2 separate regions of the Homo sapiens genome follow, and region 2 is linked to region 1. The links are chromatin loops, found by intact Hi-C in ENCODE. Cell type or tissue: natural killer cell. All regions are shown on one strand. Links, peaks and the distances in the headings refer to the core of each region. The heading gives the core; the rest is flanking DNA. Region 1 overlaps SAMD3 (sterile alpha motif domain containing 3). Region 2 has its middle 61 kb from the start of SAMD3.

Region 1 (8,342 bases), core at 220-8,219:
CCCGTAAGAGGACAGTTGTCCCTGCACCAAACCACCCCCACCGCCTGTTGCTCCTGCCATTGTGAAAACACTGAGTGCTTAGGGAGCTGGTGGAGACAGGGTGGCAGAACAGCAGCAGCCGGGGTGGGCGGTGGTCCTGGCTGTTAACACTGACCCCCCATCACCTCCATGCTCATTAACCTCCTTCCTCAAAAAACTTTCTTTCAACAAGGCATTTAAAAATTCAGAATGTAACCATTTACTTTATTAGATTATCTAAAATATTATCAACTAGGAATGTGTTACTGGGATCTACTGGATGTTGCACAAGACAAGTAGGAGGGAGTTGAGAAGGAAAATACCAAACACAAACTGAAACCCTTCCCCAAATTTTCCAAAAAATCCTTTCAGATGCCATAGTTTCTGCCTTCCTGAGAAACAATTTCAATCATCATCTCTTTAAGTGAAGTACGTGAGAATCGCCAGCTAATAAAGTCTCAAAAAATTAAAAAAATCGGCCAGGCATGGTGGCTCATGCCTGTAATCCCAGCACTTTGGGAGGCCGAGGCGGGCAGATCACCTGAGGTCAGGAGTTCGAGACAAGGCTGACCAACGTGGAGAAACACTGTCTCTACTAAAAATACAAAATTAGCCGGGCGTGGTGGCACATGCCTGTAATCCCAGCTACTAAGGAGGCTGAGGCAGGAGAATCGCTTGAACCTGGGAGACGGAGGGTGCGGTGAGCCGAGATTGCGCCACTGCACTCCAGTCTGGGCAACAAGAGTGAAACTCCGTGTTAAAAATAAATAAATAAATAAATTTAAAAAATAAAGAATTTGAGTTTGGTTTTGGCCCAAATGGAGTAACTGGTACTGGTCTAGTCTTCCCACTGTTAACATGGATAAAGCTGGAAAAAAAAAATATGTATGAGGCAACTGCACTCAGGCATTAAGGTACAGGCAATGCAGGACCCTGATCCTTGGTAACGGAAAGACATAAGATGTGCCTCAGTTTTGTGCATGGGTTACTTTCTAGCTCACTGTACAGAATGGTGGGAGGCAAGCAGCATGCGGAGGTCTCATGGAGCTGCACAGGAAGAGATTAAAGTTGAGGAATGATGAAGCAGCTGGCCTTTGTAGGACAGGCACTGGAGGAAAGTGGGCTGGGCCGAAGTCTACACACGGATCCCCTGGGGATCCTTGGCTGAGAGCCGAGACTTCACACAGTGTTGCTAATAAGAATTCAGGCTAGGTGTGGTGGCTCACGCCTGTAATCCCAACACTTTGGGAGGCTGAGGCAGGCAGATCACTTGAGGTCGGGAGTTCGAGACCAGCCTGGCCAACATGGTGAAACCCTGTCTCTACTAAAAATACAAAAATTAGCCGGGTGTGGTGGCACACACCTGTAATCCCAGCTACTCAGGAGGCTGAGGCAGGAGAATGGCTTGAACCTGGAAGGCAGAGGCTATAGTGAGCCGAGATTGTGCCACTGGACTCCAGCCTGGGCGATGGAGTGAGATTCTGTCTCAAAAAAAAAAAAAAAAGAATTCTGGCCCAGTGTGTAGAGACCCTGCAGAACACCTCAGCATTCATCTGAGACTCCAGAAAACAATGCCTCATGAGTGAGAACCATGCCTAAGTTTGAGCCAGGACCTTAGCTAGGACTAAGGACAAACAACAAAACAGAATTGCCGAAAGAAATGATAAAATCAAGTCTGACAGGACCAGAAGATCCACCATAATTTATCTGCCTATCAGAACAAAATTTAACACCCTTTAAAGGAACATAATTTAATCCAGACTCCCCACTAGTGGATCACTAGAGGTTACAGTGAGCGGCGCCATTCCCATTTCCAACTCTTGGTTCCTGGACCCATGAATTCTGGCTATGGAAGAAACTGCACTGTATGCTGGATGCTGATTCAGAGCTTATACAGCCTGGGAGAACCTTGTCCCAGCCCCACAAGGTATTGCCACCTAGCTGGTGCTGTAACTGAGTCTTCAACAGGCCACTCCACCAGTCTGGCAAGCCAGCTGCTTCAGGACAGGACGGTGGGGAACAGGATAAGACCAGTAAATTCCATGTATCATCACCATAGGGAATCTCAGCAGAGAAATGAAATACACGCACACACACACGCGCGCACACACACACACATGAACCAAATTGAAATTCAGAGCTGAAAAGAACAGTTATCTGAAATGAAAACATCACCATGTGCGTAGGCTTAAAAGCATATTGGAAAATGAAAAGAAAGGAGCTGTGAATCTGCAGATAGATTAATAGAAATTATCCAGTCTGAGTAACAGAAAGAAAAAGGATTAAGATGATTAATTTGTAGGACATAATCTGGGGTTGTGAAAAGGGGGGCTTTCTTTTTGTTCCAACTTTTAGGTTCAGCAGGGGATACGTCGTGCAGGTTTGTTATATAAGTAGATTGCATGTCGTGGGGGTTTGGTGTACAGGTTATTTCATCACCCAGGTAGCGGGCATAATACCCGATAGGTAGTTTTTCGATCCTCACCTTCCACCCACCCTCTAATCTCAAGTGGACTCCGGGGTCTATTGTTCCCTTCTTTGTGTCCATGTGTACTCAGTGGTTAGCTCCCACTTATAAGAAAGAACATGCAGTATCTGGTTTTCTAGTCCTGCATTAATTTGCTTAGAACAATGGCCTCCAGCTACACCTATGTTGCTGCAAAGGACATGATTTCATTCTTTTTTATGGCTATGTAGTATTCCATGGTGTACATGTACATTTTCTTTATCCAGTCTGCTATTGATGGGCATCTAGGTGGATTCCATGTTATTGCTATTGTGAATAGTGCTGCAATGAATATATGTGTGCATGCGTCTTTCTTTATATTCCTTTGGGTATATACCCAGTAATGGGATTGTTGGGTCAAATGGTAGCTCTGTTTTAAGTTCTTTGAGAAATCTCCAAACGGCTTTCCACAGTGGCTGAACTAATTTACATTCCCACTAGCAGTGTATAAGTGTTGGAGGCTTTCCTGTGGCTGACCATTCACAGCTGGGAGCTTGGCTACACAGATGTTAGTGCTCATAAGTAAATACACTGAGATATAATGGGAGCCAGGAATCTCACTGTTGAAGAGAGTTAGAAGCTTGGGAAGGGGAAGGTTAGGAAAAGCCCTGTGGTATTGGTTTGGAATTGAAAGTATCAATGTGAATTCATGGTTTTAGTCTTTATGTATGGCTATTTAATATTTACATATATAGTTATTGGTGTTTCTGGATCAACGGGTGCCTTTGTTTATGTAAATTCAAACATTTCCTAGATTTCTTCTATGAGAAAGTCTAAAGCAATAACATCTCCGTAGCAAGTTGCACACCAGGGCTGAAATCTTGGTTTTTTTTGGTTGGGTTTTTTTTGAGAAAGTCTCTCTGTTGTCCAGGCTGGAGTGTCATGATCATGGCTCACTGCAGCCTTGGCCTCCCAGGGCTCAGGTGATCCTTCTACCTCAGCCTCCTGAGTATCTGGGACTACAGGCATGTGCCACCATACCTGGCAAATTTTTGTATTTTTTGTAGAGACAGATTTCGCCATGTTGCTCAGGCTGGTCTCAAACTCCTGGGCTCAAATGATCCTTCTGCCCTGGCCTCCCAAAGTGCTAGGATTATAGGCATGAGCCACAGTGCCTGGCCTGAAATCTTAGTTTTTAAAGCCATTCTTCATGAAAAGGAATTAGGGTTCGTGGAGAAATAGCTCACTACAGGGTTGGGGGCAAAACAAAAATGAAAACAACAACAACAAACCAAGACGAGTCAAGACGAGTCTGAAATACTGTGTAATGCCAGAAATGAAGGAAGTGCTTGCACACTAATAAGGACATGCCAAGAGGGCACGGCAGTCTGTTTGAAGCGACTCCTACTGGCCAAGTCTGGGCAATTCGAGCAATTCTATAAATAATGAAAGGATCAGATTTGTAACCGTTTGGGTAAAATGGGAATTGATTAACCTGTAGTGATAGAAATAAGTAAGTAAATATATGTGGAAGAAAAGAAACTATCTTAAAATAGAAAGCCAACTAATCCATGTAGAAAGAAAGGAATTAGAAAAGTCACCATTTGGCAACTATTGTAGTAGTACTTGATTCAGGCAAGAATCATTAATGGATGTGGAATCTGATGGATCAAAGTTATACAAGGAACAAGATATTGACATAAACTCAAGGTATCTCCTCATAAAATACAACATATATTAATTTTACGTGGAAAAACCTGGTGAATTCCATTTCTAATCAAGTAATAAAAATTATCTCCAATACTGGGACCAGTTACCATTTTGTGCTTCCGGACACAGTGAGAAATGCTAATATTCTTGCCAGAAATGCATAAATCTTGAAATATCATAAAACTTCCAAGGAGAAATGTTCTACAAAGTAACTGGCCTCCACTTTTCAGAAACCGTCAAGGAAACTAACAAGTTGTTTCAGACTGGAGACTAGAGAGGCGTGGTATCTAAATCTCATATGGGATCCTGGATTAGATCCTGGGCCTGTTAAGAATATGACTGGAACAACTGGCAAATTTGAATGGAATGTGTAGTAGATTTTCCTGAATTTGGGTGCTCTTGTACTTAGGAAATACACAATGAGGTATTAAGGAATAGTGGGGCATTGTATCTACAGCTCATTTTCAACTGGATCAGAAATTGGGGGAAGCTGCACAGAGGGCACTTGTAAGTTCTGTTTACTATTTCTGCAACTTTAATGCAAACTTGAAATTATTTCAAAACATAAAAAGTCAGAAAAGAAATTCTTAGGCTATGAGCCCAGAACAGTGGCGTATTCACCTCCTTCATCCTTCCCTTCACATCTTCCTGCTGAGAAAACGGTTTTCTAACGGTATTAATCTAGATTAGTGGTCCACTGTGGGTTGCCTGGTAACAAAGCCACTATGCCTTATGCATTCCAGCTTTCTGACAACTTAACTTTCAGACCTAATCTCTAGGCAATTTATGATCTACCAAAACATTCAAGGAACAATGAGGCCCAGTGGGTAGTATGTGATTGTTCTTTATAGTTTTAGGAAAAGCAATGACTAAATTAATTCACTGGAGTGTGGGTGGCTAATAATCTGATAATGCCACTGTCAAAAACAGGAGGGGGAGTGGTGGTGGAATCCTCTGAGGGGGAAGAGTTCAGGCAGTGGTAGGATGGGGTAGTTTGAGGAAAGGGACTTCCATAAAGTAAACTGGTTTTGCTTTGAACTTGTAGTCAAATCTGCACATACATTGTTTCTTTTTCTTTCTTTTCTTTTGAGACAGGGTCTCACTACGTTGCCCAGGCTGGAGTGCAGTGGCACAGTCTCGGTTCACTGCAGTCTCGATCTCCCCGGGCTAAGGCAATCTTCCCACCTCAGCCTCCTGAGTAGCTGAGACTATACACGTATGTTGCCATGCCCAGCTAATTTTTGTGTTTTGTAGAGACAGGGTTTTTCTGTGTTGCCCAGGCTGGTCTCAAACTCCTGGGCTCAAGTGATCCTCCTGCCCTGGCCTCCCAAAATGCTGGGATTATAATCATGAGCCACCGTGCCCAGCCATATATCGTTTTTCACTGTTTACCTCTGTCTACTCTTAGTTTCTAAAGCACTCTCCTTTACCTAAATTTAGGATACTATGGTTAAGTATTTGTCAGGGCTTGCTTCCTAAAATCTAACAGTTTTGTTCTTTGCTGCTTGTTGAACAAGACATAACAATGTAGTCACCTAAAGAAATGTAAGATCTTAGAACCTTAGCTGGGTAACCCAAATAGCCTGCATATGCATACACCCTTTGAATCCTCATTTAGTTGAGTCTGCATCCAAAGTTTTAGTTCTGTAGGTTTAGAAATTTGCCATGCCCATTATTTATCATTTCAAATTCATTTCAGGCTTTCATTCTTTTCTCCTCCCTCATCCTAAGGCTTTAATTCTCCACTAAAACTTCTAAAATATTGAGTACTTAGTGTAAACCAGCATTCAAAGCTTAATTCTAAAGGTTTTATGTCTTTACATTCTATATATTAGCTTTTCTTGTGATCTGATGTATCCATTGCTTTCTTCTTTTGTCAGATGTTCAGAGAATTCCAACTTCTTACAAGAACAGATATTTATAAGAAAACAAGGCACATTTTGGAATCCTATTCAGAAAATATACTGACTTCTTTTTCAGTGGTGGACAATCCAATCAATATTGTATTGCAAGAAAAAATGAAACATTACACAGATGAAGACATGTTGAAATGTTAGTAAACCTTATGGAGTGGTGTGATTTCATCTGTTATTTATCAGAATATCTAGAAAAGTTATGCTTTGGTAGTCAGTAAAATTCAGTAGTTTACATTTATTGAGTTTTAAAAATATATTTAAAAATTAAAAATTTACATTACTAAAATATATTTAATAATAATTTTCAATATTTAAGTAATAAGTGAAACAACTGGTGGGGAAAAAAAAGAATTTTTCCAATTAGAGGAGGAGGAGAGGTATAGATTTTAAAAGTATACTGGATATTGTAAAATTATATTTAGGGAACTAGTAACCAGTTAATTTTACAATACAAATCACAAGGGGCAGCATAAATTCTTCCTGGCTGATGGACAGACAGTACAGAACTCTTGTCTTCTGGAAGTGCTCTGGAGGGCAGATACGAGATTTTGAATGTTTTATTAGAAGAGGGTATGGTTTAAAAAGGTGTGAAACATTGATCTAAGAAGGCTAGTTTGTTTTCTGTCCAAGGTAACAAAAAATCCAGATGTTTCAATACTAGCTTAGCTTACAATTGCTAAAAGCTTATTTTTACTTCACATGTTAACATATTTGCTTTGACAGACATGAAGATGACAGCCACATGTTTACTCCTCCCAGATGTTTTTGGGGATGATCCCAGCCTTTTTGTCATCATGAATGAACAGGTATGTAGTATGTGAATGGCCACTAGTTTGACATTTTACATCTTCATGCGATTATTTATATTATTTATTTACTTATATTTTTGAGATGGAGTCTCACTCTTTTGCCCAGGCTGGAGTACAATGGCGTGATCTTGGCTCACTGCAGCCTCCACCTCCTGGTTCAAGCGATTCTCGTGCCTCAGCCTCCCAAGTAGCTGGGATTATAGGCATGCACCACCACGCCCAGCTAATTTTTGTATTTTAGTAGAGACGGGGTTTCACGGTGTTGGTCAGGCTGGTCTGGAACTCCTGACCTCAGGTGATCCACCTGCCTTGGCCTCCCAAAGTGCTGGGATTACAGGCATGAGCTACTGAGCCCAACCGCGATAACTTATTTAAAAGCAAAGTTGGTGGTCTATTTTGAAGTATGTTTGTCATATTTACAAATATGCTACATTGCAACAAGCTGATTTATTGTAATACCATGATTAAGTTCAGATGTTTTATTATTTAGCTATTTTACGTATCATGGTAATGACTCCACTCTTTTTTTCAGGTGCAAGTGTCCACACCTGTGTTGGAAGTTAAAAACCCTTTCAACATGGAGGTCTGCGAATTTTCTTTATATTTAGAAAGGGAGAGGCTCACAAAGGTGGACGACTGTGTTACAGCCTTGGCTGCGCTAGTAGCTGCCTTTCATGTATTTAGGATTGAGTGTCCAAGAAGACTGTCCCAAACTTTCAACTTCCTAGAAACGCTGATTTTCGATATGCACAGTCCTTATTTTCCTTCTTTGAAAGAAAAGGAAAACGAAGTAGGATTTCAGCACCCACTCACTTAATAGCATGCCAAATATTGTACTGGAATTTACCTCTGGGAAAACTGAAGCTTCATAAGAAATTGTTTTGATTTAGGGTTGTGGTAGAGGTAGGTATGAGAAAATCATCTTGTATTTATAGATGCTAATGAATTTCAATGCTTTCTATCTTTACACTTAGATATTAAGTTCTTTGTGAAATTCTGTAATAAAATTCTACTTCATTAAAGAGCTGTCGATTTATTTTGAGTTTTTAGAAATTCCGCAGTTAAGTTATATTTTCAGAGGTGCCTCAGTTTTTTTGAAATACACTGTACTCAAATCCTTCAGGTTAGAGAATGGCCTTGGACTGAATTCAGCATGCCCACTTAATGCACAGGAGCTGCACATTTATGGCCTGTGGGCTGTCTCTTTGGTCTGAACATCACTTGGGAACATTTTGAACTTGCATTGAACATTTCAAGAAGGGACACATACTCTTCTCTCCCTCAGGGGATCTGCCTTGCCCCAGGAGATCTGGTTGTCTTTAATCGCTTGTTGAGAATAAGGGCTGCGGCATTTTTGAGGTCTCCTCATTGCTGGCTGATCTTGCTGGTACAGGTCCTGATGTCTGTGACCTGTGTTCATCTGCTACTGCTTCTCGCCTTGGA
Region 2 (8,342 bases), core at 296-8,295, 140 kb before region 1:
GGCCACACCTGTAACTCTTAGCTGCAGCATCCTTCTAGAGGATCTCTTCATAACCCTTTGCTTACTTCTCTCCCTTGTGTGTTCTACCTCTCATTGGATTTTAAACAAGTCCAAGGCTATCAGGTTAAAAAAGATAAAATAAAATAGAATACAGGTTTTCAAATCTTCCTCAAATTAACACCTTATTTCTTTTTCCTGTTTCACACTTTTTATAGTTATTTATTCTGCTTTTCCCCTTTTTGTTCCTCCCATTCAAGTATTTGTTGAAGGAATAAAGAAATGAATGAATAATTGTCTACTAAATGCAAGAATGCTAGGCACTATGGGGACTATCAAGATACATGAAAATTACTCCTTAAACAAGGCATATATTGGTACAAATAAGCATATGTATAAAATGTTATGTGATTGTTATAAGCAACAAGGCAGAAAGAAGTATGGCGTGTCAAAGGATGAGAATTGTTTGGAAGATTTCTAGGAGGAGACTAAACTTAGGTAAAGATCATTACAGCAAAGTACATACCATATATGCTCATTTAGAAGACAGAAGAAAAAAACTGGAGCCAAGCAAAACGATAGGTAAGAAATGTGGCATCCAAAGTAATTCTGGAGGTAGGCAAATGTTTAGGGGAAGGAGAGATTTTGAAAGATAGAACAAGGCTAGGCACAGTGGCTCATGCCTGTAATGCCAGCACTTTGGGAGGCCGAGGCAGGCAGATTCTTTGAGGTCAGGAGTTTGAGACCAGTCTGGGCAGCATGGTGAAACCCCGTCTGTACTAAAAATACAAAAATTAGCCAGGCGTGGTTGTGTGCACCTCTAGTCAGCTACTCAGGAGGCTGAGGCAGGAGAATCACTTGAGCCTGAGAGGTGGAGGTTGCAATGAGCAGAGATCTTACCGCTGCACTCCAGCCTGGGCGACAGAGCAAGACTCTATCTCAAAACAAATAAATAAAGAATGAGCTTCTCTAGGGATAAATTAATTTTGGAGAAGCCAATGAAGGAGAAAATTTAAAGAAAATACAGAAGCATCGGGAGAATAGAAAAAATATATGGATATCTATATCTATGTAATTTTCAATGAGTAGGCCAAGGGTACATACCTAGAGAACAGTTTCCACAAAAAAAGAGAGAAAATTTGAAGCAAAAACTAGATGATCATATGTTAAAAGCACATGAAGGAACGGAGGCAATAAATACCAAGTGTTCTTTCAAAAGAAAGGAACTGTGCCGTAACCTTGACATCCCTTTGAAGCTTCAGCATTCTTCATCCCATGTCTCCAGTCTGTCATTAAGGCTCACTCTTCCTCTCAGAAATGCCTACCATCTTGATCTTTCCTTTTCCCTTGCTACACTGCCTCTCTCCTACCTTAATTGGTTTCCTTGATGCTCACTTTTCCTCCCTTCTGGCCATCCTGTGTTGGGTCAATGAAGTGTGTGAGATAAAGGCAGATGGTGCCACAGGAGGCACGGCATAGCATGGAAGAAAGCAGGTAAGAGCCTGGCTTCTGGTGCTAAACAAACTTAGTTTCAATCTTATCACTATCTGATCCTAAGCAAATTATTTCAGTTCATAAACCTATTTCTTCATTTATAAAACATGGGCAATACCTTCCTGATTGATTTGTTATAAGGTTCAAATAAAATAAAATATGCTAAATAGACAGATATATGTACCCAAGGTGCATAATCATTTTTATTATGACAACAAACTAGTGTTTCTAAAGCACTGCCTTTATTATCTCATATCCGTGATCAAAAGTCTTCAAGGTCCTACCATCTCTTATGGCTTTAAATGTAAATTTCTCTCTCCTAAACTATGAAATCTTGGGCTGGGACTTGTCTTAGTTATCTTTGCAACCCCAGTGAAACACTAGTGCCATTTATTCAACACACATTTCCTTTAACTGGGAATAAGATGGACTTTTAAAATTGTCACTGGGCATAATAAGATGCTATTGGCTTCAAGTAACAGAAAATACAACTAGCAATGACATTACAAAATACATGCTTATCGCATATAACAGAATTATAGATATAGTGAGTTTCTGGATTAGTTGGCTCTATAATGTCATGTTTTTTCTCTCCTCATCCTCCACCCTTAGCATATTGGCTTTTTATCCTCAACCGTGCACCCTCATGCTTCCAACTGGCTGACATAGCTTTGGGCATCATGACCTCTCATGAACACATTTAAAGTAGGAATCAGTGAAGACAAGCAACATGAGAGCTCTCCTTACTTCCCTCTCTCTCTCTTTACTAGTGAGGCTGCTTTTCTGGATTTTATTTGCTTGATTCTCTTTCTCTCAATTTGATCTGTAATTGTTGGAAATCCCAGGGTTCTAAATTGGGTTTTCTTCACTACTAACTCTCCTTGATGACTGTGAATACTCATGCTTTCAAAAAATGTATTCAGATAACTGCCAAATGTATCTTTCAGCCCACATCTCTTCAAGCTCCATGTTTATATATCCAATTCATATCTCCACTTGGTGTCTACTATATATAACGTTTTGCAACTCTTTTGTCATTCAGTATTATGGAATGATCAGATGGAATTATCCATCTTATCCATGAGATCTAGTCCATTTTTAACCATTGAATACTAACTGAATGTATAAATCAGTCTCAGTTTAGCTATCTACTTCCTTGACTTGGGACAGTTGTTTCTACTCTTTGCTATTACAAACAGAGATGCAAATAAAGAATTTTACATGTCTGCTTACTCTACTATTATGGAACAAGCATTTATCTCCCCCATAGAACTGTGGGTTTACCTATTTCTCCTTCTTATTGTATAAAATGTTCTCTATATATGTTGTTGGAGGCATATATATTTTGAAATGTTATTACTTCCTTGTGACTTGAATCTTTTATCAACGCGTAGTAACCATCTTCATCCCTAATAATGCTATCCCTCTCCGAGTGCATTCTTTATGTTAATATAGATACACTAGCCTAATTTTGATTATTTACCTGGTCAACTTTTTCTCATCCTTTTACTTTAAGTCATTTTATGCCATGATATTTATGTTTATGTTCCCTTATAAAGACAATTTTATTGAATACTTACCACCCAATTTATGGCCTTGCTCCTTTAACTGGAGAATTTTGCTCATATGACATTCTTTTGATTGCTGAAATATTTGGATTTATATCTATCTTCTCTTTCTCTCTCCCTCTCTCTCTCTTTTTCAGATTTCTCTTTAAAATGATTTTTTATCTTTTCCTGCCTTCTATAAGATTAACTAAGTTATCTTTAATCCTTGTTATTCTCTAGTTATTTAGATATTATATGATCAGTTTCTGTTTTTAAGTGATTATGTTGAAATTGCTAACATATATACTTGATTAAACAGGAACTAAAATTGAAATCAATAATTCTAACCTTCTTCTAATAAAAATTACTCATCTTCTTATTAAGTGTTAGAGATGTTTGGAATTTTATTATATCTTGATATTATTACCAAAATTAATAACCATTATCATTACTGTTCTGTGTAAGAAATGCTTCTTAGGCCGGGCATGGTGGCTCACGCCTATAATCCCAACACTTTGGGAGGCTGAAGTGGGCAAATCACTTGAAGTCAGGAGTTCAAGACCAGCCTGGCCAACATGGTAAAACCGGGTCTCTACTAAAAAGACAAGAATTAGCCTGGCGTGATGGCACACGCCTCTTATCACATGGAAATCACAGCTACTTGGGAGGCTGAGGAAGGAGAATCACTGGAACCTGGGAGGCAGAGGTTGTGGTGAGCCAGGATAGCGCCACTGCACTCCAGGCTGGGTGACAGAGCAAGACCCTCTCTCAAAAAAATAATAATAACAATCCTTCTTTATATTGACCCACATGTTTACTAGTTTCTTTGCTTACCATCATTACTTGAAGCCTATTCTTTCTGGCTTTTTCCTTACTTATATCCTTTAAAAGTCGTTATTCATCATAGATCTGAAAGTGGTAAATACTCTTAATTTTGTCAAAAAATTATTTTTAACTCTCCTTCCCAAATGACAGTTTGTATAATTTATTCTAGATTAACAATTATTTTCTCTTAGTAATTTGAAGAAAGGCAATACAATATACCGTTTCTCTTTAGCCTTTTTTCTTGCTATTAAAAGCATGTGACAGCATAATTTTTGTTTCTTTTTAGGTAATCTGTATTTTCTCGCTGATTGCCTTCTAGATCCTCTTTTTGTCTTTGGTATTTGATGGTTTTACTATAAGGCTCTATGTGTGATTTATTTTTATTTAGCCTGCTCATGACTTATAATGTTGCCTTAATCTAAGGATTCATATATTTCATACATTCTGGAAAACTCTCAGCCATTACCTCAACATATTACTTCTCCCTCTTCTCTCAAACACCACCTTCTACAACTCCTACCTGACTGTGGCTCTCATTCTAACCTTCATATCTGTTAATTTCTCCTACCTGTTTTCTAATTCTTTATCTCTCAGTGCTATATTCTGAGTAATAGTCTTCATTCCAACTCTGTTTGCAAGTCCTTTAGTTGTATATTACTTTCAGTTTAGTCTATTGACTTTTTTATTTCTAGAAATTATATTTCATTCTTTTTCAAATGTGCCGTTTTTTGTAGTGCCTTTTTTTCCTTAGGATTTAAATTCCACATTTTATTTTTTATTCATTTAGGACAAACCAATTTTATAATCTCGACCAGTGCCCTAGGAGCTGAAATTCTTGGGGTTCCGATTATCCCCATTGCTGTGTCTGTTGACTTATAAATTGTTGCTGAATAGCATCTGTTGAGGGCATGCCTCCCTGAAAGTTTTATATTTGCTTCTTTTACATGCCCCAAGAGAATCACCCTGCTGGGTCCAATTTTTATACCAATCTCTTTCTTTCAAGGTTTCCAGACTTTGTGAGAAGTTATTATTTTGAATCTTGAGCCTGCATGAAACACAAGTTTGGAATTTGAATTCTCAGAAAATTCTCTTTTGTTTCAGCTGTTACTTTTAGCGTCCTTGTCTTCTCTGTACCAGTGAGTAGATTTTTTTTTTCTTAGAACACTCTTTCTCTGAGGGTTTCCCTGAAGTCCAGTACTTTTGAAAGTCCCATATTTATTCAGTGGTCTCCATTTCAATCCCCCTCTTGTTTTGAATACAAAGCTTCAGTTTCTGTTCCCATGAGGATTTTAAACTCTAAGCCTCTGTACTATTGAGACCAAGACTACTTCAGGGCAGTCACAACAGCTCATGTTTTCACACACTTCAGTTTGCCACCAGGGGAGGCTCTATTCTTCCTTGTATGATCAACTATGCATTTATACTTGCCTATGTATATAATATATATAACATGTATTTCATAGGTGTTGGTAGTAGAATTTTCTGCTTCTTGTTTTCCTCTGTTTGTTATCTCCTTAAGACTACCATCTCTTTAGGACTAGAACACAAGGCCATTTCCCTAGTTATGGAAGCCAATTTAATGCAAAGAGTAAGGCCAAATCTTTCTCTCTCTCTTTCTCTCTCTACCCCCCATCTCCCTGCACGTGTGCGTGTGTGCTTGTGTGTGTGCGTGTGTGTGTGGCTTGTGTGAATATGTTAAGTAAGTAAAGCAAGGCCTCAGCCAGGTAAGACTTTCCTGAGTAGCTCTGTCATGTCTTGAAGGAAGAAGAATTTACTACAGAGGCAGAGGATATCTGTTCTAGGCAGAGTATGGCATGTGCAAATGCTGAAAAGTTTAAGAAAACATGGATTATTTGAAGATCTGTGAGTAGGTCTATTCCACTGGCGCATAAGCTTAACATGGGGAAATGTTAAGGAGTCAAGGAGTGCAGTGACACGATCTCGGCTCACTGCAACCTCCACCTCCTGACTTCAAGTGATTCTCCCGCCTCAGCCTCCTAAGTACCTGGAACTACAGACAAGTGGCACTGGCCAATTTTTTTATTTTTAGTAGAGACATGGTTTCTCCATGTTGCCCAGGCTGGTCTCAAACTCCTGACCTCAGGCGATCCTCCTGCCTTGGCCTCCCAAAGTGCTGGGATTATAGGTGTGAGCCACCATACCCAGCTGAAATACATTTTAATTCCATTGTAAGAAGCTTATATTTTATCCTAAAGGCCATTGAAAGCTCTTGAAGGATTTCAAGCAGAAGAGTGACATGATTAGATTTCCTCTATAGAGAGAGTGGAAAAATGAAGAACAGATGCAGGGAGATAAGAGGACATTGCATTCATTCACAAGCTTTCAAGTTCTTTTGGAAAATGTGGGCTCTGTCTTCCCCATCTTGGCAATGGTGCACCTCTAACCCTAATTTAACATCCCCAGTGGTGCACATCTGATGGCCCTGAAATGTAAATAAAGAGGAAATAATAACTTTATACTATAAAATCAGTAAGCAAGAGACTTTTCATTTCTCTAACAGTTTGAAGTGTGGTGATTCCAACTATGCTCAATCACACTAACCAGTAGTTTTCCCTTATACACAGTATTGCTTTCCATAATTTCAGTTACCTGTCATTAGCCACAATCCAAAATAGGGGAGGACAGTACAATGGGATATTTTGAAAGAGAGAGATAGAGAGAGACACATTCACATAATTTGCATTACAGTATGTTGTTGTAATTGTTCTATTTTATTATTAGCTATTGTTGTTAATCTCTTAGTATGCCTAATTTATAAATTAGACTTTATTATAGGCACATATGTGTAGGAAAGAAACATAGTATATAGAAAGTTCAATACTATCCATGGTTTCAGGCATCCACTGGAGGTCTTGGAATGTATCCCCTGAGGGTATCAGAGAACTACTGTGTCACATTTTTAATGTGAACATTTATTTTGAAGTATATATTACACATATCATAATTAGCATATTATAATTATCCTGATGGTGATATAGATGATTACTAAATTTTAATATGAAAATAAAGAGGGAAGGCAAGAAGATAAAGACTATCTTTAGATAACTCCTGTCCCAAGGAGTTTACGACTGCAATGTAATGTTCCAAATAACTATAATATGGGATTCTATGTGTACATGCTGAAATAGAACCATGAACAATGGCCAAATGGGTACAGAATCCAAGTGGGACACAGTAAATTTGAGTGCAGGAACAAAAAGTCTGAGAAATTTTGATTAGGCAATTGGGAAGCTAGAAGAGAGTTCAGAGGAGAGGCTAGACATAGAAGATGCCTGTCTAAAGGTGATATTTTCAAGCTTTGGGAGGGAATGTGAGTGCCACGGGGAGGCATGTGAGAGAAGAGAAGAGGGCCAAAAAATGAACCTTCTGCAGATCCTGCCGGAGGGGACAGGAAAATAAATTGAACCAGGAAGAAGGTTTGGGAATGGTGAGAAGGGTAAGAGGTATGTCATTACATGCCATTATCAAGGGCAAAAAAATAATTAAATGTCAAACCACAAGAAAGACCTGCAAGGTGAAACGCTTGTGCAGTTTAATAACTTCGTGATTAGGAGGCTGGTTATAAGCTGCAAGAGAATAGCTTCAGTAAATAGGAAAACAAAGATTATGATGAGCCAAGCAGTGAATGGGAACTTTTAAAAGTAGAAGTAGCTAGTGAAAAACAACACAACAGAAAACATTTGAGTTTGGTGATAAGAAAGAGGGAAATGGAAAAATAGCCTAAAGCAAAGTTTTAGTTTGTTTTGAGTGGTTTTTTATTTTTAACTTAGGAAAGATAATTATTATTTGCAACTGAAGATAAGAGTCAAAGGGGAGAAAGAAATAAAAATTTGAAAGACAAAGATAATGTCCCTGGGAGGTGCAGCTCAAAGACTAGGTAATAATAAAGACTGCTTTTTATTTAGCTCCTACTGTATGTCAGGTGGTGTATTAGTCCGTTTCTCACAATGCTATGAAGACATACCCAAGACTGGGTAATTTATAAAGAAAAGAGGTTTAGGCCAGGCACAGTGGCTCACACCTGTAATCCCATCACTTTGGGAGGCCGAGGCGGGTGGGTCACCTGAGGTCAGGAGTTTGAGACCAGCCTGGCCAACATGATGAAACCCTGTCTGTACTAAATGTACAAAAATTAGCCAGGCCTGCTGGCAGGTGCCTGTAATCCCAGCTTTTTGGGAGGCTGAGGCAGGAGAATCGCTTGAACCTGGGAGGTGGAGGTTGCAGTGAGAGTGCACCATTGCACTCCAGCCTGAGCAACAAGAGTGAAACTCCATCTCAAAAAAAAAAAAAAAAAAAGGTTTAATTGATTCACAGTTCCATATGGCTGGGGAGGCCTCAGGAAACTTACAATCATGGAGGAAGGCACCTCTTTACAGGGTGGCAGGAGAGAGAATGAGTGCCAGCAGGGGAAATGCCAGATGCTTATAAAACGATCAGACCTCATGAGAACTCACTCAC

Evidence for each region. Peaks named below come from ENCODE experiments on the same cell type or tissue, not always from the same donor. Only the 100,000 strongest peaks of a DNase experiment are listed, where the experiment ranks them.
Region 2: a loop joins it to region 1, with 12 times the contacts of the local background. A loop is called at or near these places in 11 of 110 quality-filtered maps.

The regions. Positions count from the first base shown.
Region 1 is chr6:130,143,894-130,152,235 of GRCh38, reverse strand. It overlaps SAMD3 (sterile alpha motif domain containing 3), which reads left to right. Exons shown (of 12, transcript NM_001017373.4): 10 at 6,055-6,226; 11 at 6,814-6,896; 12 at 7,432-7,921. The coding sequence ends at 7,716. Among named protein-coding and RNA genes, the nearest start is that of SAMD3, 75 kb to the left of the region's middle. In natural killer cell, for the core only: a CTCF peak has its summit at 3,911 (motif pointing left); a DNase peak (open chromatin) is centred at 3,855; H3K27ac peaks cover 437 bases.
Region 2 is chr6:130,279,326-130,287,667 of GRCh38, reverse strand. It overlaps a transcript of SAMD3 not described here. Among named protein-coding and RNA genes, the nearest start is that of SAMD3, 61 kb to the right of the region's middle. In natural killer cell, for the core only: CTCF peaks have their summits at 5,036 and 5,239 (motif pointing right); a DNase peak (open chromatin) is centred at 5,227.